2 separate regions of the Homo sapiens genome follow, and region 1 is linked to region 2. The links are chromatin loops, found by intact Hi-C in ENCODE. Cell type or tissue: dorsolateral prefrontal cortex. All regions are shown on one strand. Each heading gives the region's core, and the rest is flanking DNA. Links, peaks and the distances in the headings are about the cores only.

Region 1 (10,672 bases), core at 1,817-9,816, 120 kb after region 2:
TGTATGTCTACAAGAACAACATTGTGATCTTAGTTACTGTATATGTTACTTGCTTAAGTTTATCAATCAAAATCTACCAGAAGCAGAGCCAATGGTGAAGCCAGCTACAAAGGTGAATTCAGGTATCAGCTTTCTGTTTATAAAGAACGAAACAGTGTGGACATTGCCCTAATGTCTAAATTATAAAACTGTGGCGTGATTGATTAAAATTATAACTGTGTTCAGTAATTAGATCAACTCCACAAAGGGGATTCAAACCAAAGTCGAGTTTTGGGAACCATTTTGTGTCTCTCTTCAGCCTGACTGTCCAGCCTAATTTTCAACTACATTGAGCCCTCATAGGTTGTTGCATCTGAGGCTTTGCCAAGACCTAATGCTCTCCCATGTCCTTTTCTCTCTTCTCCTCCCTCTCCCTCAAATCCTAACTGCTTCCCCATCTTCTTGTCAACTTTTACTCTTTCTTTTTAATCCCTGCCATATGTGATGGCTTACATCTATAATCCCAACACTTTGGGAAGCTGAGGCAGGAGGATTACATGAACCCAGGAGTCTGAAACATGCTTGGGCAACATAGTGAGACCCTGACTCTACAACAAGTGAAATAAAATAAAAATTAGTTAGGTGTGGTCACCACTGCACTCTAGCCTGGCCAACAGTGTGAGACCTTGTCACTAAAATAAAAACAAACAAAACAAAAACAAAAACAAAAAACCTTGCCCAGGCATTACATCCTCTGTTCCTCTGTTTAAATTTTTCTTGACCTCCAATTTCTACCTTACAGTTGTAGGTTATTGTTATCTCTCCAATGTCCTTTTTGTTCTTTTTATTTTTATTGTTTTATTCATCCAATGGATTTATAATGATTTGTTTGTAAGTATATGTGATCCACTAAACCACGGCACCTGGAAAGTGGGCACAGACTATGTCCTACTCCTTCTTTTATCTAAGGACCTACTAGTGTAATGACACATCGTAGGCCATCAGTGAATACTAAAATGATCAGCTGACCTTTAACTAGGTCCATCTAGGAGAATTAACAGCTAAGAGATTAAAAAACATGTTAAGATAATAATGAATGGTATACATTATTTTTATAGCTTTTTGGGTAAAATGATCTAGAGACATTTTAAAAAATTGAACAATATAGAAAACACAAAAAAGAAAGTAACAAATTACCAGTTATCCATAGATAACTAGTCACATATACATTAATATGCATTTATAAACATGAGTATACAATTCTACAGAAACGGCATAATTTTACATAAACTCTTATGTAATCTGATTTTATTAACTCAATTATATATGGTACGGATACTTTTCCATGTCAATAAATATAACCTAAGTCTCATTCCAGTAGCAGCAGAGTAGTTCATAATATGAACATAACATACTTCAATATGTTATGAATAAATTACTGTATTCAATTTTTCATTATTGGAAATATTGTCACAATGATGTTTTGGCTAAAAATATGTTACTATGGAACCCTTGGGCCACTATTCATGGGATTGTAAAATGGAATAGCCATTGTGGAAGACAGTATGGTGGTTCCTTAAAAAATAAAAAAAATGGAATTATCACATGATTCAGCAATTCCACTTCTGGGTATATACCTAAAAGAATTGAAAACAAAATGTTGAAGAGATATTTGTGCACCCATGTGTATAGCAGCTTTATTCACAATGGCTAAAACGTGGAAGCTACCCAAATATGCATCAATGGATGAATAGATAAACAAAATGTGGTACATACATGGGAAGGAATATTATTCAGCCTTAAAAAGGAAGGAAGTTCTGACCTATGCTACAACATAAGTGAACCTTAAGGACATTACACCAAGTGAAATAAGCCAGTTACAAGCAGACAAACACTGTATGATTCTACTATGAGGCACTTAGAGTAGTTAAAATCATAGAGATAGAAAGTAGAATAGCAGGGACTAGAGGAAGGAGGGAATAGAAGTTGTTAATGGGTATTGAGTTTCATTTTACAAGATGAAAAAGAATTATGAAGAGAGATGATGGTGATGTTTGCACAACATTACAAATGTATTTAATACCATTGAATTATATACTTACAAATGGTTAACATAACATCATAAATTTTATGTTATATGTATTTTACCGCAATAAAAAAATGGAAAAAAATGTGTGAGTGACAATTATTAGTGAGACAAAGCATCTTTTCATATGTTTACTGTTCATTTGTATTTCCTCTTTTGTAATTTACTATTATAGCCTGTTGTTCTAGTATTTTGACAAGTATTTCACGAAGGATTGCCAGTGCTTCTCAACAGAAAGAAGTAACTAATGTTAGAACTTCAGGTAAGGAGTCAAGGGAATGTGGAAGAATATTTGTGAAGCATGTGCCTTTAAGTGCCTATCAAATCCTAGAACTTTACGGGCTCTTGCCAGCAATAACAATAGCGCTGTGTTATATGCTCAATTTGTAGAAATATGGGCTTCACCTTTGGTGGTATTTCCATTGTGAGGTAAGGAGTTTAGAAAATCAGTGTGTTTGTCTATCAGATTTTTTGCTTTTCTTCAAAGTAATCCCTCACAATGTTCACTGAAAAATATTTAAGACTAAGTTACTGACCTCAGAGATTTTATTTAGGGTTTACATGTCACTATGCAATCTGTTTTTCCCACAGGAATTTAAAATAAACACATTAAAATAGAATTTACATATTTGAAATTACAGTCTAAAAGCTGACTTATTTTCTGGAGATTTCTATGGCCTATATTTAACTATAATATTTGACACAATTTATTTCCCAAACCACGCTCTATCTTTCTGAGATCTTTAATCCTACAGGGTAAAATAAGACAGTTTCAAGTACAGCTCTAAATACACACCTGTGTATCCCTTTTGTGTCACAATTCACAGTGGCTTTGTTGATCTCTAAAGTACTAAAAAGAATTTGATTTTCATGCCATAAACACCATTATTCTGAACAATTGAAAGATGAGTAGGTGAGAGTCTGGGTAGTGTTGTTTTCTAAGCAAAAATGGAAAAGCAAAGTTTCAGGATCGATTTTTGTCAGATATGTGAACACCCGTTCTATAGAATTTAGCTCCTGTTTTGACAGCTTATTGAATACTCCCTCAACTTTTCCCGCCTGTTAATGTCTCCCATTAATTAATACCCATTCTCTGTTCACAGTTTTGATAGAATAGCAGTAGTTGTTAACACAACACTCATAATCACAATTGTACAGGTATGTATTTTGTCTGTGTTATGTGTAAGCCTCAGATATTAAATATTAGGAGAAAAGTAAAGTAAAATTTCTAGAAATAAAATTGTTTTGTAATAACAATAAGAACGGTTTTTATTTCATTTTTTTCCTTTCCTTATGCTGGTATCAAACTCCATAAAATATCTCCCTATATTTCCTTTATTTTTTGTATGAATGAGACTACAATAATTGGATTTAAAATTTTTTTAATACATCTGGAAGACACTGTTTTGTTACTTGCTAGAACCGGGGAGCAACATTTTACAATGCAAATAATGGTCATCAAGGGATGTGACATGTTCAAATACAATTTTTCCCTTAGGGTTCAAAGCAATTTAGAAATATATAACCTTTCAACATTTTTAAAGTGTGCAGAATTTTGGTACAATGTTTCTCCAAATTTTTAAGAGCGTAACATTCTGAAAAATAACGACAATTAAGTTTTACTGGAGGAGCTGAGGATGGTGACTGGTATAGATCTTCATATGAGTTTTTAAAAGTTATGCATGTGCATTTGTAAAAATTTGACTATACAAAAACCTTTTTTAAAAAACAATTTTAATATTCATACAAATATTTTGGACGGTTTTGTGTTTTCCTTCAAGGTTTTTTTTTCCTGTACATCGATGTTTCTTTATTACACAATTGTGACATCACATCAAAAGCATATCCCCATGTTACTACATCTTTTTCAAAACCATTATTTTAATGTCTGAATTAAATGCTGTTGAGTACAATTAGTAAACACTGAAAGTTTACTTAGTAATTCTCCTACAATTAAGCATTTGCTTGCCTCTTTAAAAAAAACTATAAATAAATCTCTGAAAAGCATCATAATGCCTACCCTCAAATTTAAAATTGTTGCTTTAAGTTTCTAAAAATGGAATTATTAGCTCAAAATACATACTTACATGTGTTTTTACAAAGAAATGTATATGTATTCATACAGCATATGTATTTTGTGTATTTATGTGTGTATATATAATATGTATTTTATATATGTGTATATGTATGTAACTGAAAATTGAAAAGTGGTTCCTGCAATTATGTGTATATATATATATATATGAAAGAGAGAGAGAGAGAGAACCAGTTGCACTCCTGCCAGCAATGTATAAGCTGAACTCTGAATTTCATAGAACCATTGCAAGCATTGGGGGTTACAATTTTTTTTCATCTTTTTTAGTTGATTGGTCAAAAAAAGGAGGTTATTTGACTTCTCTTTTATGTTTATTTGATTATCAGACAGATTTGTTGCAATATACTTCTAGACTACAGTAAAGATTTCACTTGAATACAGTTAGAAATGTGACAAATAAAAAAGATATAAAATTGAAATAATATTTATAAAATATGTTATTTAAAAAGTATGACTGAAATTGCAACTAAATTTACTAGTGTCTACTAGCTTTCTCCCTAAAGTAAATCAAAGACTATCGCTATGCATAAGTGAGTTTGGGGGTAATAAAAGAAAATCATTTTGAAAGCAACTGGCTAGAAACAAGTCTTCCCTGTTTTGCGGGGGAGAGGGGGCAACTTGAACTGCTCTACTCTGAAAATCCATTTTGGATTTAGGATTAAGGAAATTTTTTGCTTTTTCTATCAAGAGCTACTGGGAAACAAAAAGGAAATCAAGGCTTCATTAAAAAAATGATGTATTTTTTATGAGAGAAATACAAAACTTTGACTATTGATAATAGATTATTAAAGAGAAAAAAATTGAACCTTTCTGCAGAGATTTACAACAGTTATTTAAATATAATATTTAGTTCACTGTCATAGTCAGCTAAGAAAAACAGATGAAGGGAGGAACAGAAGAGAGAAGCAACAAAATGAAAAGATAGAAGAAAAAAGGGAAAAAAGACAAGTAAATAGGAGAAATACAGCGACAGCTACAGAAAGGAAGAAAGACAAGTAAGCACAGAGCCATAAAGGAAGGAAAAAAGAGGAGAGTTGGGTTGAAGTCTGTGAGGGGAGTGTTAGTTCAAGCCAAAGAAAGCTACTTTGGTCGCTCCGTGGCGTGTGCTGGGACATGAACCCCTGATTGTTAGCTTTTGTGATCACTGCTTTCAAATGCTGACTTAGTGTCAGAACACTGATGAACTGTTGAGCAATATAAACGTGAGATCATACCTAGGTTTCCATAATTGTCTTTGATGGAACATTTAAACAATAAAATCAAAAGGCAAATCGATTAACACAAAAACTTTTTGTTCAAGAGTACGACTGAGAGAAAGAAGAGGAGAGTGGTTCCTGTAATTATGTCAAATTCAGCTTGAGTTTAATAATGAAGAACCAACCTAAACAATTTCCTAAGAAGTTTGTTCAGCTCACCAGTTATCTGCACAAGTAGCTCCTGGGCAAGTGTTGCCTAATTTCACTAATATAAGGATAAATTATTTTCCCATTAACTTGGAACAATAGTGAAGCACTGGTTTATTTTTATTTTTGATTATTTTTTACATAAGTATGTTTTTCTTCCTTCCAAAAGAAACCACCAGGGAAGCCTCATTTTCGTTACATTAATATGGTGTGCCATTCTTGGCGGGGAACTGTAGGTGTTGCTGAAGCTACATAGCAGAAAAAGCTAAGCCAGGCCTCTAATTCTTTGGCTTATTACAGTTCTATTTTAGCCCTGTCCTCTTTTTCCCACTCAAATTCTGTAGCCTAGCATGTGTTTGGATATGCTGCATCCTCCAGTTCTTCACACTAAATATACTCTCAGAAGCCACGAGCAAAACTTGCAGATGAGTCATTCTGTTTGGAAGACTTAGCTCCATGGTGGACAGCTCGTAAACTGGAACAGATTCAGCTGGATAGGGGGAGTAGGGACAACAGTAGTTGGTTCATTGTGTTCTGCAAAAGGAGCCAAGGGGGGTTGGGGGGTGGGTGGTTTCAGAGTAAATTGAAGCAAATGCTCATATTACACTTTAAAGAAAAGTTGGTTAAAGAGACAATACTCTTAATGATAATACTCTAAAGCTTAGAATTTGTGTTCATCACTTGTTTTGGGGGTCAGGCACTTTTTTGTTGTTGTTGTTATCCTTTGACCAATTCTCAGAGCATAATTTGTTTCCAGTCTTTTTGTTCTAAGAGTGAAAAGGTCAACGCCCTTTGACACGGCATGAGCTGTTCAGTGCACAAGGGGAAACGTCACCAGCAGTGCTGGACTTAAAACAACTTCAGGGCAACCAGAGTCAAACACAGGAAGTGTTGTTCAAGCCCCTAGAGAATACTGGCTTTGTTTATTAGCCAACTTACATCTGGTTGAATTGCTAAGTGCCACTATCTTGAATGAGCAGATATATCAGAGACTACAGACCCAGATGAGGTATTTGTAGGCATGATATAACAACATCACTCTCCTAAAGTGTCCCCTACAGGAACCTAAACACAGAGTGGCTATTTTCTTAAATGGGAAAAGTTCCATCTCAGGTCCCCATAGTCCAATACACGCTAAATGATTCTACAAATGAACAAACGCTGCTTTGATGAGACAGTAAATTTAGTGGGAAAAATAATCAACCAAAAATGCAGAAAAAAATTGATTTTTAAAATAAACAGTCTAATCAGAAAATGAATTACACATTCAATCTTGTGAAGTTTTTTAATGATTTCACATAGGAAACACTTACCTACTCAAAATAACATCAGAAACATGTTTATGTATGTGGCATGTGTAAATTTCTAAGTGTTCAATGAGTTATTAACTGTTGTTTTAGTGGTATGAGAAAATGGTTTAACTCCATTTCACAGATTAATTGAGAAAGAAAGGTTAAGTGTTTTGTTTAAGGTCACTCAGCAAATCTAAACCAGAGACACATTTAGTTCTTTGAGTTACTGACTTCCTGTCTGTGTTTTAAATCTGTGAATCATTTTGCTTCTAAATATACTGAAGGAGATTCAAGGCCCTAGGGAAAAAAAATCACATTGTGTCACAGTACCTCATTTGAAAATAGGGAAAATCTGGACAAATTGTACACGTACCTTAGTCTCCAGGATCAAAGATAGTACTAAAGAGGAAAAATAAATGCAGCCTGAAGACGGAAAAGTCCTAAATAGTTATTAAACACCTTGGCCATGCAAAGAGCTCTTTGCTTACAGACCAAGAGTTAAGATACTTGAGTTCTGGTCCCAGCTCTGCCATATACTTACCTAGATGGTTCTTAATCTCTAAGTCTGATTTTCCTTATCTGTAAGTGGATATAACAAGACCTGGGACGGGCATGGTGGCTCACGCCTGTAATTCCAGCAATTTGGGAGGCCGAGGCAGGTGGATCACCTGAGGTCAGGAGTTCAAGACCAGCCTGGCCAACATGATGAAACCCCATCTCTACAAAGATACAAAAATTAGCCAGGCATGATGGCGGGTGCCTGTAATCCCAGCTACTCAGGAGGATGAGGCGGGAAAATCACTTGGACCCAGGAGGTGGAGGTTGTAGTGAGCTGAGATCACACCACTGCACTCCAGCCTGGGGGACAGAGTAAGATTCCGTCTCAAAAAAAAAAAAGACCTGACCTTTCTCAGGAAAGTCATGAACATCAAATGGGTTTATGAACACAAAAGAGTATTTTAAAGAATATCATAACTTATAAAGTGCTGTACAAATTCCATTAGTGATTGTGGTAGTGGCCCTATTGTCATACTAGAAAGGAAATGGCAGGAAGCCAATGAATAAAATAAATGTCATAAATTAATGGCTCTTAATCATTTTATATCACCAGCCCCACTGAAAATGCAATGAAATTCATAAACTCTATTTTCAGAAAAGTTCACATTCAGAAGTACATCCAAAATTTTAATTGTAATCTCAAGAGACTCAAAGATCATCTGAATTCTATGTGTTCATAGAATTCACATTAAGAATACTTGTGGAGGAAAAAGAAAAATGGCAGATTACCTGGAAAGCAAGAGGCATGGGAATCAACTAGTTAAGAGTCATTTAGAGGTGTACATGTGTACAGACAGATTGCTGATTGATGAATGGTGTTAACATGTCTTTGTCCAGGAGAGAAGAAAATTCCCTAACCATTCATGAGAATTCTAGGAGCACTCTCACAGAGTTGTAGGGAGAAACCCAGAAGAGGGTGTTGTAGGGTGGGGGAAAAAGAAGAGGGAAAGGGATGAAGGAGAATGGCAGCCAGACATTCTGACTGGGGCAGGAGAGTAACTAACAGTACTAGCCCCTGCATTCTTCTGGTTCTCCTGCCTGTAGACTCTGCAGGAGGCCACACTGAGACTAATTCTAGCTAGAGATGGGGGGATAAAAGGGACCCTAGCTGTCAAGATCACTTTCCATCAAAGCCAACCTGTGGCTGAGCTGCTTCTAACATTCACTCTCAGGCTCTCTATGAATGAATTTCATTACCTGCTCTGCTGCCTATAGTTATGTTTCTATAACTGGATTTTGACAATCCAAATGTAGACATGACTTCAGACTTACTCTAAGGGACTCCAGTGTGTTCCACATGTCCATTTCCCTTGTGTTTGTCTCAAGTCCACTTTCTAGATTCATATATTCTATAATATATGATATATCTAGATGCCTTAGTCTTGACTGTGCAGTTGAATTCCCATATTCTCTTGACTTTGAATTCAGGACACATTCTAATCCTTCCTTCTTCTGGCTTAACATTATTTCTCCTGACTCCTGATCTGAACAGTGGTGATGTTTTGTGAAATTGCTAATTTGTGTAATACCAGCAAATGGTTTTGGATCTTTCTCCTCCCATGGATGCTTCTTGAACCGCTGAGTCACTCCAGCAGGAGAGACCTCCCGAAACTAAAGAGTGGCTCCTCTAATTTGCCATATGTTTTATAGTTCTGAATTTGCCTAAAGTTTCTGAAAACAAAATCGTTCATAAGAGATGAAAATATGGTTCTTATTTGTTGAGCTATCTTTTATAATGAAATTGCAGGTTGGTACCTTTGTTTATAATGGTGCACATGTGCATACACACACAAATGTCCTTCCTTTCTAATAAATACCTTGGCATGTACTGTTCATGCTAACGCTAACTTTCTGCACTCTCAGATGTATTTTTTTTTTGTAGCCCACACAAAATCTCTAACTGTGTGTTCTGTTACATAACGCAAGACTTGGTTATATTCTTTTCAGCACTTACCTCTGCAAGATACTCAACTGGAGAAAAAAAAATGAAGCTTGAAAAAGGAGTAGAGAGGTGGAATTAATAAGTAAGGCCAGACACCTCTGACTCCACTGTACTTCTCTAAGTGTTAGAAATGGTAATTTATTTTAAGAATCATAAATTTACTCTATTATATGAAATTCTGAATAGAGGTCTTTTTTTTTGAGTCCAAACTTTAAGAACCCTAGCAAAACCTCTTGCTAATCTACGCGTTTTATGCGATGCTAAGAATAAAGATTTTGACAAGCACATTATTCCATTAATCTGAAGAAACAACAGATCATTTGGCATGTACTGTAAAACATTTTATGGAAAGCACATAAATATATAACCTTATGACCTCAATAAAGTTGATAATCTACAAAGTTATTTCATTTGATACTTAATCTATACTCTCAGAATCCAGTTCATTACTTTTTACTCTATCACATAAGGCTTTCAATATAAAGTTAAGATGTGCTAATAATAAATCTTTCTTCCTTTCTTTTTTTTTTAGACAGAGTTTTCTCTTGTCCCCCAGGCTGGAGTGCAATGGCACGGTCTCGGCTCACTGCAACCTCTGCCTCCTGGGTTCAAGTGTTCTCCTGCCTCAGCCTCCCGAGTAGCTGGGATTATAAGTGTGGCCACCACACCTGGTTAATTTTTGTATTTTCAGTAGAGACAGGGTTTCACTATGTTGGCCAGGCTGGTCTCGAACTCCTGTCCTCCGATGATCCGCCCACCTCGGCCTCCCAAAGTGCTGGGATTACAGGCGTGAGCCACCACGCCTGACCGATAAGCTTCTTTTCAATTAAACAAGTCTCATTTTATACAAATATTGCAGGGAATATTACCAATTTCAAAAGTACCTTCTAAAAACATTAGCAAATATTTTGCTAAACTTAAGCACTAAAAAAAATCTAAGTTACTTTAAACAGCATTATTTTATTAATAGATGGTTACAATATTTATATGAGATAGATAGGAGAAGGATAATAGTTTCTGAGGGCTCCTAAGTTTCATTGATTGCCTCTAGATGGCAAGTAGCACAATTATATCATGATATTGATATTAATTTGTACTTATATTGTCAGACTGAAAAATAAGACATTGTTTTGGAAACAACTTCATTGAAGCACTGGGAAAAGAATGTGTTGTGCTGAAAACCTCCAATCTGCAACCCATGGTGTACAGCAAATAATGGAGACATTTATATGACACCCATATAATTATGGTATAAAATCTGACCCCATCTTATTTACTCAATTATATATTCATCCATTCTGCCATTCATGCATTCAC
Region 2 (10,672 bases), core at 1,256-9,255:
CAGATATGAACAAGGGGAAAATGGCACCATTCCACAATCCATAAAATGGAATAATTATATGAATATGTCAGAGAATAATTACCAAATTCATCCATTAGAGTTTGTTTTCATATTGTATTAAATCCAGTTTGTTAGCATCATGACCCCTGATTTCTACCAAAATTGAATGCTTTGATTATTGACATATCTGATAAAAGTTCTGTTTCTGCTTTTGCTAAGAAGTTAATACTATAAATATACTGTTACTTACACATCCAAATTTTGTTCAATTTAAGAAGCATATAGGAAAAGAAACAGGCTTTATAATCAAGTGATATGCATAAAGAACATGGGACAGTTTCTGACTCACATTAGTGATGAGCATGGCATGGAGGAATGATGTGTAGTAAGATGAAGCAGACATAGATTTGAATTTATTTTGCCATTTGATAGCTGGTGACCATGGGCAAGTGATCCAAATTCTGTTAGTCTCAGTTTCCTTATGTGTACAATATAAATACTTCCTAATTTGTGAGATTATTCTAAAGATGAGCAATAAAAAATACAAATTATGGCAGATGGCTTTGAGTAGCAGCTATTATTATTTAAATGATCAGTATTAGCCATATAATAATTTTCAGTTCCTTTGTAAAATTTGTGAACACTCTAGCAATGAATCAATTTCTATATTGCTATTGTAATGAAGACAGGATATTATTCTTATGTTAGGAATTTGGGGTCTAAAACTGTAAGAAGTAAAATACTTCCTAAGTTTCTTTACCATAAATTTCTAGGCATTAACAAGTTTAGTCTTAGCTGTTACACATATATACTCACATTTCTACCACTTATAATCAGATGTTTGCTGTTTAAATCGATGTGTTTTTTGATACAAAGAAAAAAAGGAAATTCCCCCAAGGATTCTTGCAGAAAATTAATCAGCTGATTTCTAAACTTCACTGTGATTCAGAATGCCTTGTTGAGTCTTGAACACATGTATTGTTTTAATAAAGCAGATGCTTCTATGTGGGGGCATGGTTTTCCACTCTGTTTCATTTAAGAGGCAGACAGAATGGGATACTGCTGCAGCCTAGCTGTGTAACCTAAAAGAGAAATACAGCCCAAGAGAAGTGAAAGAAAGGGATCTAACATCCAGAATATCTGCCTTTAAGTGCAGCATTAGGTAGAGAGCACCTGACCAATGACATTCATTAAGAGATGTCCATACACCAAATATACTCCTACACATAAAAGGGAGGAAAGGACTCCCTTAATTTGTGTTTATGAGACTGCAAATCGTTCCTCCAGAAAATACAGAAAGACCCTCCCCCGGGTATATAATATAAATGCCAAAGTTAATTAATTCTATTAATTCCATTAAAAACATTATGAATAAAAACTGAAAAATTCAGATATCTCTATCATCTATCTATCTATCTATCTATCTATCTATCTATCTATCTATCTATCTATCTATCATCTATATCTCCAGGGAAACTTAAGATAAAAATAGACACAATGAAAGAAATGCAAAATGTAATGCTTATATAGAATTGTTTTCATCTGCATTTCATTCTAACACCTAAAGAATGAGCCAAATTATCTTATCCTGGGAGAGATCATGCTTAAATTATGAAGACTTTAATATTTTCTTTATCAAAGCTATTTTCTATCATAATTCAAATTTTCCTTTAGTCTTATAGATGGAGCTTCTTTATTTCACTTCATGAAGAAAGGATACAAAAAATTATCTACATAAGCTTAGTAAGATTAAAACATACAAATTTTAGTCCATCAAAAATGGTAGATGCTTGTTTTTTAATACTTGTGGATTTCTCACTTTTCAGTACTTTTGACTATCAAATTCAAGTTTTCAGATAAGCCAAGTTGAGCAGCCTGTGGCCTAAAAAATCAACTATACATATCATAAAGCACCATTTTTTAATCATAAAGCTACAAACATCTGCACTGATTACAATTAAAAACAGTGTAAAAGATTATCACTCCAATTATAGCTTCTTGTTCTAATCAAAACGCAGCACTGTCCTCAGACAGCAATGTGTGATGCCTACATGCCTTTTTCTATGAAATAAAACCTCCCTGAGGTTTTTTTCCTTTTCTTTGAAACAAAGAATATGTATAATTGTAGTGAATTTATCAGAAAAGTAGCATTTTACTCAGATATATTTTTTAAACTGTTTGGAAGTCTATTTTTCTGTCTATGTGAACCTATTTAGAAAAAATGCAGAAAAGCACTATCATGCTACTCAACAAAGAAGTTTCCAGCTTTCTAAAGTTTTTCTGAATATTGTTTTAAGGAACACTGCTGTATGTGGTTCTCAATAATATTGACATTAAAATTGGTAGAAACACTGCTGGATTTCAATTAAAATTGGACCAATATTACTTAGAATTTTATAAGTAGCTTCTTTTTACATTTGAAAATAAAATCAAATTTCATATATAATAATTATTAGAAAATGTAATAAAAGTACAGTTTTAAAATTACCAGATAATGTCTTCAGATAAGAAAATTATAGTTAAAATATCAGTTTTAAAAAATCACCAACCAGTTGATCTACTAGAATATATATAGATATCATCTGTAAACATTTATTGTTTAAGATTTCATATTGCCATTCCAAGAAAAAATTGGAAAAAAAAATGAGCATTTTGTGTAACATGAATTTTTCCCTATGGTTGTTTGAAAGGCGAAAACCCAGACTTGACCTCTCTTTAAGAAAATTTATACTAAAATTAGTACAAAGTAGAAAAATCAAAGAACATTCTTTCTGATTCAGCATTTTTTTAAAAAGCATCCTTACTTTAAAATATTTGCTCATAGTCTAAATTAAATGATGAAATATAAATGTTCAAAAAGAACACAGCAAAGGCAAATAACATCATACTTATCAGAGAAATGTTAAATTCAGATTTTATGAATTTTTGTTTGTTCATAATTGAATCCTTGAAAGTGAATTTTTAATATAAACAAAAAAACAAAATTATTTTCCACTTGTATATTACTTATAATGTTTGAAAGGTTAAATGTGCACACCTCTTCAACAAGTACTAAATTAATTTACTAAATCCCTTCAAGTAAGGATGTTTGATTTAAAATATTTATCAGTCTTTGAACACCACATGTATAGAGAAAGTCGCAACTTGTATTTCTTATTGATTCCCAAACGCAATAAAATACATGGGGTCTTCAAAATTCCTATTAGTTTCCCACCAACAGCCCCTTTTATTGGTGATTTAGAAACTTTAATCCTGGTTCATGACTAATACTATGCAGATGTTTGTTATACAAATATAGAAATTAGCTTCTTTGTATCATTAAAAGGTATCTCAATGAAAACACCGTAAATTTAATTTTTCACATTATCCAAAAAGGAAACTATATTTTCAGAGTATAAGAGTTTCCATCTGTAGATATAATAAATGTAATATTAAAATGTGTGACTCAATGGTATCAAAAGGGAGAATGCCTAGGCCTATGAAATAACTCTCAAATAGGAAAAGAATGAAACGTCATTTTGGTTAAGTAGACTTTACACTAGTTGAAGATTGATTCATTAAGCAAAGTTCAAGCACACTTTCTATTCATATAAATAGTGTGTATAATGCCATTTTGCAAAGATGACAGTGGAAACTTGTATTTCTGAGAGTGGCTAAAATAGCTTGTAAACAGTATCTTTGCAATTTGACATTCCAAGTGCTGCTTGCAGGGCAGCACATCTGAGGGTTGGTAGGGGAAGAGTATCTGAGGATAGCACTATTTTGGGTGTTTCCAAGAAGCAGAAAGTTGGTTCTTTGATTTTATTACCTATTATTGTCTCAAATTAGAATGCCAAAGGGGGCATTTTATTAAAATAAAAGCCTGATGAATACAAGCAAAAAAAAAAAAAAAGCTTCAAGCCGTTGAGAAATTTGAAATCAAAACAGAAATTTTAAAGAAAAGTATGATGTGAAAATAAAGGAAAGTAGAGAAGAAGAAAGGAAAGAGATGTAGCAGATAATTAGACAAAAGTGAAAGGAAGGGCCCTAGTTCTGAAACCACTTCCGCTTAAACCAAAATGGCACCAAAAATTTTAAGCCAGGGTATTTAAACTGCTGGAATATTTCATCCTGAAAAATTATATTTTTCAAGCAAAATAACTACTTTGTGTCCAAATTCTCTGAATAATTATGGCAATTTCTCTCTTCTATTTGCACTTCCATTTGCATTATAGGCACTACTTAAATACAAACAGGAGTGGCTCACTGAGATCACAGAAGAGAGACTTCTCACAAAGCCGCTAGATGGCGTGAGAGCACTGCATTGGACCTGCTCTGCCACACGGCCGCGTGTAACATTGAGGCGTTTATTCTCTTCACGCTGAGAGCTCAGTGTTTAGTCAAGTAAGACGCGTTTTCTTTCAGAGAGATCTTTCTGTGTTGCATGACACTTTTTAGGACACAAAGGGGGTATTCCGCCCTCCCCATACACACACTAAGAAAATGTCGAATTAAATTTGGAATAGTAAAAATCATTTCAGTATTTACTGGGGCTTCCTGAGAACTTTACCTTTCAGCTCTTTAGGGGATAGTCTGCTATTTGTTATGCAGCCTTCCTTAATAGGTAGTTATAGGGAAAAAGTCCCTTCAGCATTATGCCTGTGCTCAAACAACTGCAGACAAAGTTTGCATATTCTCAGTCATCCCCTCTCTTTTTCCTGATTTTTTTTTCATCAAAAATTCTCTTTGTTTTTCTTCATCTGATATTGTGGGGTCCCTCATTAAGGACTGTAATATGAAAAGCTGGATTTAAAACTGCTGTCAAAAAGGAGGTTGTCCTCTTTTAATATTCTTTACCAGCAAAGCAAAAGGAAATGTCTTTGTTCTTGCTTTATAAATGCAATGTTTTTTGCTTTATTTAATGTTTCTGCCAGATCACTAGGCACCTTCTAATCTACCCTCCCAACTTTGAGATATACTTTTATATTTGGTCTTTGCAGATTCCCAATACATGCATGAGGCATCTCTCTGTGCCTCCACAACAGGACTAATTACCATATTCCTCCAGATATTATCACTATCTCCCTTCACAAAGTGTCCAATGTAAAAGCTGTTTTGATCTTTCAGATAAGTGCCTTAATTTAAAATAATAGCAAAAAGGTAAAATTAGGCCTCTATGCTCAGCAGTGCATGAATGACAAATCTGTTGTAGTTTGGGGTATATTTTTAAAGATTCCTTTTAAAACCTCTTATAGCAAATTTACATATGATCAAAAATGATATTACACATTGGCGAACTGAAGTGCATAATTTACTTCATATGCTACTGATATAGTTATGTTTATACGTATAATGGGTTTTACAGTTTTGGTATAATATCATACCAGTTCAAAAACTGAAAGATTTTTAAAAGCATTTTTTTTCAGTTTTTATCCACCTCTGAAAAGTTATTTTTTTCCTGTATAGTGTCTCAGAGCAAGATGTATCATTTTTAATGTACACTTTTAGCCCTAATATCCATGAATTTATGAAAACCGGAGATTTTATGAGGGCATTCAACTAAAATATTTGTCAAAATAAGAATTCAATAATGTAGTTATACCTCTTTAAAATGCAAATATTGGAGAACAAATGGGCAACTTGGCAAAACTTGCTTCATAGTGTTACATTTTTGTTTTTACCCTGTGTAGTTCTGGTTTATAAGAACATGTTAATTTGTCATATTAATAGATGAAATGAGTCATTTGGATTATGTTTGAATTGGTTCTAATCTTTGATATCATGAAAATCTTCACTTTGGATATAAGCTCCCTAAATCCATGACTATTATTATACAACGTGTTGCTATAAAGCAGACAGATAGATAAAGATATCTTGAAATAGGAGCTCCATGTGTGCACAGCTGATTTTTTTTCCTCTTAGACATTCTATGTAATTCATAGTAACAGGTTAGTCAATTGATCATAAGGAATGTAAAACAAGACAAATACTTTAATCATTTTGAAGTCAATTATTCTATATACAGATCTAAAACAATTGCTAGAAATATAATTTTAGCTGGTTGTGAACGGCCACTAAGCTTTTTCGTGACAACTGACTGCTTAACATCAGTGGGACATTAAGTTACTTTGTGCTTGAAAATCCACCAGGGAGTGTATATATGTGCTCTAAAGCTGCCCACTCAGTTCTGTTTGATCACTTGCAGAAAACCAATAGCTTCTCACTGATGCTGAGAGGAGTATTGCCTCCATAACGGATTATAATGAAATATTTCAATAAAAACCCTTTTTAAAACTTATTTTTTTTTAAATTTGCACTTCCATGTGAATAAATGACTGAACTCCATAAAATGAGTAAACAGGACACTTTCAAGTGTTCATGGCAGAGAAGTGATAGGGCAGAAGTGAAATAGACTAATCTTTTTTGGTTCTTTTTGTATTTGTATGTCCAAAGAGTTTGATAAAATTTGCGACACAACCAGAGATGCAAACAACCAGAGAAAAAAGAATAGAAAATGTTGTAAATGCTTTTGTAGATGCAGTAGGCGAAGCAGAAAAATTCAAATTCAAATTATATTTGGAGTCACACCAAGCAGATGTAACTAGTATTTGAAATTATTAGTAATGCATTGTATTCTCATTTGTCAATTAGTTCTCTGTAATGTCGGAATTCATAAAATATAAAAGAAAATCTATTGATCAGAATCTCACTTAAATAACAAAACGTTTGTTTTATTTTGTTGTTCGGAGAAAGTCTTTTAATATTGATTGGCTTATTTGTCCAGGTTAATTGAATATCAAATAATTTAATAATTAAATGTTCAAATAGCTGAATATTTAAGCATTAAGCTAATTAAGTATTGATCCCTGTGATAATAAATAACATTAAATAGCAGAGTTGTGATTATACAGAAATAAGCTCTTAAGTTTTTCTCACCTAGAAATTTTTTGTTTCATGCTGTAGTGAAGATTCTACAAAGTCATTGTATATTTTTAAGAAAAACTAAAAAGAGACCCACCAATAATTTGGAAACTGTTAATAAAATAAGTGTACTTTCTTTTAAAAACTGCAAAATTACCCTTTTGTAGACCAGAATATCATGTTTGAATTACATCTTTTAAAATAAAAATCTTGTTGGAACAAATTAGGAAAATAAGGAGGTTTTAAAGAAAGCCAGAGAAAGCATATAACATCTTAATGTGACTGAAATTAATATCTCTTTAATATGAGTAATATAGAAGAAATGGTTTTTTTAAATCCCCCATTGATTTGGGGAAGACATTATACTTGATTGTTGACTATTTCATTTAATTCCTTCACACAAACTTAAGTCAACTATTCCAAAAATCAAGAAAACTTTATCAACATAGTATATTAATTCTAGTTTTCCAAGTGTTTTCACAAATGTCTTCCCACAATGCACTGCCCTAAGTATTTAATCTGTGACCAAGGCTGGGTCACCAATAAGACCAAAGTGATAGCCACAATCTCCATTTCCATGTGCAGTCTCATCAGCCTCAGAACGCTTAGTTTTCCACCAGTCTCCAGTTACAAAGGGCTGCATTCCCACTTTTATGGAGTACAAGATTAAACACATAAAATAAAAAAGTAAAATAAAATAAAGTGCACTAAAACCAAATGGCAGATATTTGAATATAATTAATGTTGGACTTCTATTATTTGATTACACTAAAGATAATATGTGTCTTTGTTCCAAGAATAATATGTCTCTTTCCTCCTTCTCTTCTCTTTGCTGCTTGAGTGAATTGTTTATAAACATGTAACATTCTTCTGAAATGAACTGGGGATGGGGGAGAATGAGAAAGAATGAAATAGAGAAAGAGAAACAGAGAAAAGTGAGACAGAGACAGAGAAACAGAGACAGACAGAGGGAAAAGGAGGAAGGAAGACAGAATTCAGATCATCTGGAATCCAGAAATCTGATTCTGCAGGAAATACGATAGGAGGGCCTATACTACTTTCAAAGGTTAGCTTTAGTTAACCACAGCAACATACAATTCTATAAACTCTTCTGTCTCGGTTTCTTTCTCTCTTTCTCTCACATAGACATATGTGCACACATAACCACACACACACAGACTCATACAGGCCTCTGCCCCAAAATGAAATAAAGAGGGATGTATATTGCTAATCCTCAAAAACAACCATTTGCACCTGGGGTTGGCAATGGCACCAAAAAGCCAACCACTTTTTCTACATTACAGTTCATTAAAATGCCACTGACAAGTTATGTCTTTACAGGAAACAAAACGTATCCTGTTCCTTAAGGAAAATCCAGATAACTAGAACCAATACAAGCCCTTACCCCAGTTTGCTAAATGGGCTCAGGCGAGATGGAGGAACAGCCTGAAACACAAAACCATTATGTGAAAAATAACATTAGTAATTAATCTGATTGAATATTTAAAGCAACATTTTTTTTGAAGTCATCAAGATGTTTTTCCAATCTTCATCAGTCCTCCAGATTTTTATTATTTATTGAATGATCACACAATAATAATATCCCCAAGTATATAACCCATGAGTATATTGGTGCAGATCAAAATGAAAAAAATCTGCTAACAACTTCATCAGGAATCCAAAGGCTTAGGTAGAATTAGAATTCAAGACATCAAAAACCTCAACAACCTATTTAATCCTTTAACCACTAGGCCACACTCTCTTTCAAAATTGTTAATAGAAACAACATTGCCCTTTTTGTACAGCTGTAGATGCCCTATTGATCTGTATCACATAGCATTTAACACTGGATGATTTGGCTAGGAAAAGCAATGTTCACTGTTCCATGGCAAATCAGACAACAATGCTAAGATTTGCTATAGAACCAGGAAAATAGCATAGGAGATAGGGAAACAACAGCCACACAGAACAAACCTCATTTGCACGTTTTTCACAGCTATTTTTTACTCCATAAGAAAGCAAAGTAGTAGAGTGCAATTGTATTAAAAGTAAAACTATTTCTGCCTAACGCAGATGTGGATCATGGGAATGGAAACCTAATAAACCAACAGCTGAAGGCCACATTATTGCCCTATCCTCCTCCCCTAGCTCATTTAGAAAATGACATGTTTTTCTTCACAATGTTTTTCCCCTCCTCTCTTTTTAGTGGCAGTAATGCTGAATGCTCTTGACATAATTCTTCGTTCACCCCTGACAGTCATTTTTTTGAATACTATCCCAGCAATAAAACACCTGACCTCGAGTCTTTCAAATGGCCATTGGCTTAGGTTACCCCAATTAGCCAGACTCATTTGGAAGTATCCAGAGGAGTCAGGTGCATCACTCTTCACTAAACTCAGCATTCGGAGCAAACACATCTTTTTTTAGGTCAATTTATTTTTCTAAGGGATTTTTCTATTCCTCTATGATCTAAACATAGAAAAATAACAGGTTTAAAAAATAATCTACAAGTATGTAGAATTCCGATACCAATATTTCTGCCTTGGAAGTCATATAGGGCAACATGCCTAGTTCCCTGAAAGTTGCTTTTCAATATTTAAGGATAATTGAGAGAATTAGGTGTACAAGCATCAATGGAGAGCGATTTTATTTACATATAAGGAAGCTACATGTCTGCATAACTTAATGAAAAGACATACACACTTTGTGCACAGCATACATCTGTGATATCTGTATGTTTGGGTCAATGTATTTTTGGAGTACAGATCTCCCAAATCAATAGCTCTTTATTAGAATCCCCTTAGGTGGAGAAGAAAATGTGTACCTCCAGAGATAAAAGTATGTTTATTACATGTTTGTGTGTGTAATTAAATGTAGGATTTTGCCTCAGGAATAAAGCTTGGACTAAATATAAATAATAATTAACTGAGGCTTCTTAGAGAATTTTGGCAAAGGAAAATGGATATTTTCAACATAAATGAGATATGAGAAATTAAAGGTATATTTAAATTATACTAAAGGCAGGGCCCTTTAATTTTCAAATTATTAAACAATTAAAATTTTAAATTATTCTGAACTAAAATGCATGTTTATGTTATGTTTCTGATACAGCAATCTCTTTGCTCCGTTTATTTTGTATTTAATATTTATCAATAAGTACAAGACTTCCTAACAAATGTATAATTTTTTTTCCATGAATCTTTTAGAATTTGTGTGCGCTACACAATTTTGTCACTTGGCACATTTTTATTCCTTCTTAAAAAGGACAAACCATGAGAATCCTGATAGACTATACTTGAAATAAAATAGGAAGTCCACACAACTGAAGGTGAACAAATAATGCAGGCTGAAATGAGTATCTCTTCGAAAGACTACAAGCTTCCTTTTGACATTCAAGCAATTCAGTAAGGAGGGAAAGCGAAATTGAATTTAGCCGATGCAAATGAAATTAAAACTAAATTGGTTGTCACATCAAACTGATGTTAACTATGTAAATGTTTTCTGTTTATGAAACTACAGTTTAGAGTATATAATTCTGCAAAAATAAGAATATTTTTGTGTTCTTTTAAAATATAAATTAAAAGGGCAGATTATGAAATTGTTTAAAATCCTTGCCACTTACCCACGTAATATCAAAGGACCTATGAATCATGAAAACTGTGGACATAGAGTATTGAAATAAACATACACATATAGATATGCACATCAATACACATGCATGCTTTTCTGGCCAAGCAGTACCCCATTACATCATTGCTTCAAATGCATTCAT

The links. Hi-C counts contacts between places; a loop is a spot of excess contacts. Peaks named below come from ENCODE experiments on the same cell type or tissue, not always from the same donor. Only the 100,000 strongest peaks of a DNase experiment are listed, where the experiment ranks them.
Region 1: it touches region 2 in a loop (5-fold over the local background); 7 of 110 quality-filtered maps call a loop at or near these places.

The regions. Positions count from the first base shown.
Region 1 is chr5:87,893,512-87,904,183 of GRCh38, forward strand. No RefSeq gene overlaps it. Among named protein-coding and RNA genes, the nearest start is that of LINC02144, 170 kb to the left of the region's middle. In dorsolateral prefrontal cortex, for the core only: CTCF peaks have their summits at 5,755 and 5,959; DNase peaks (open chromatin) are centred at 5,820, 6,050 and 6,390; H3K4me3 peaks cover 905 bases; H3K27ac peaks cover 5,882 bases.
Region 2 is chr5:87,777,036-87,787,707 of GRCh38, forward strand. No RefSeq gene overlaps it. Among named protein-coding and RNA genes, the nearest start is that of LINC02144, 49 kb to the left of the region's middle. RefSeq lists enhancers at 10,052-10,672, 10,160-10,672. In dorsolateral prefrontal cortex, for the core only: CTCF peaks have their summits at 4,282 (motif pointing right) and 4,493; a DNase peak (open chromatin) is centred at 4,306; H3K4me3 peaks cover 2,577 bases; H3K27ac peaks cover 6,744 bases.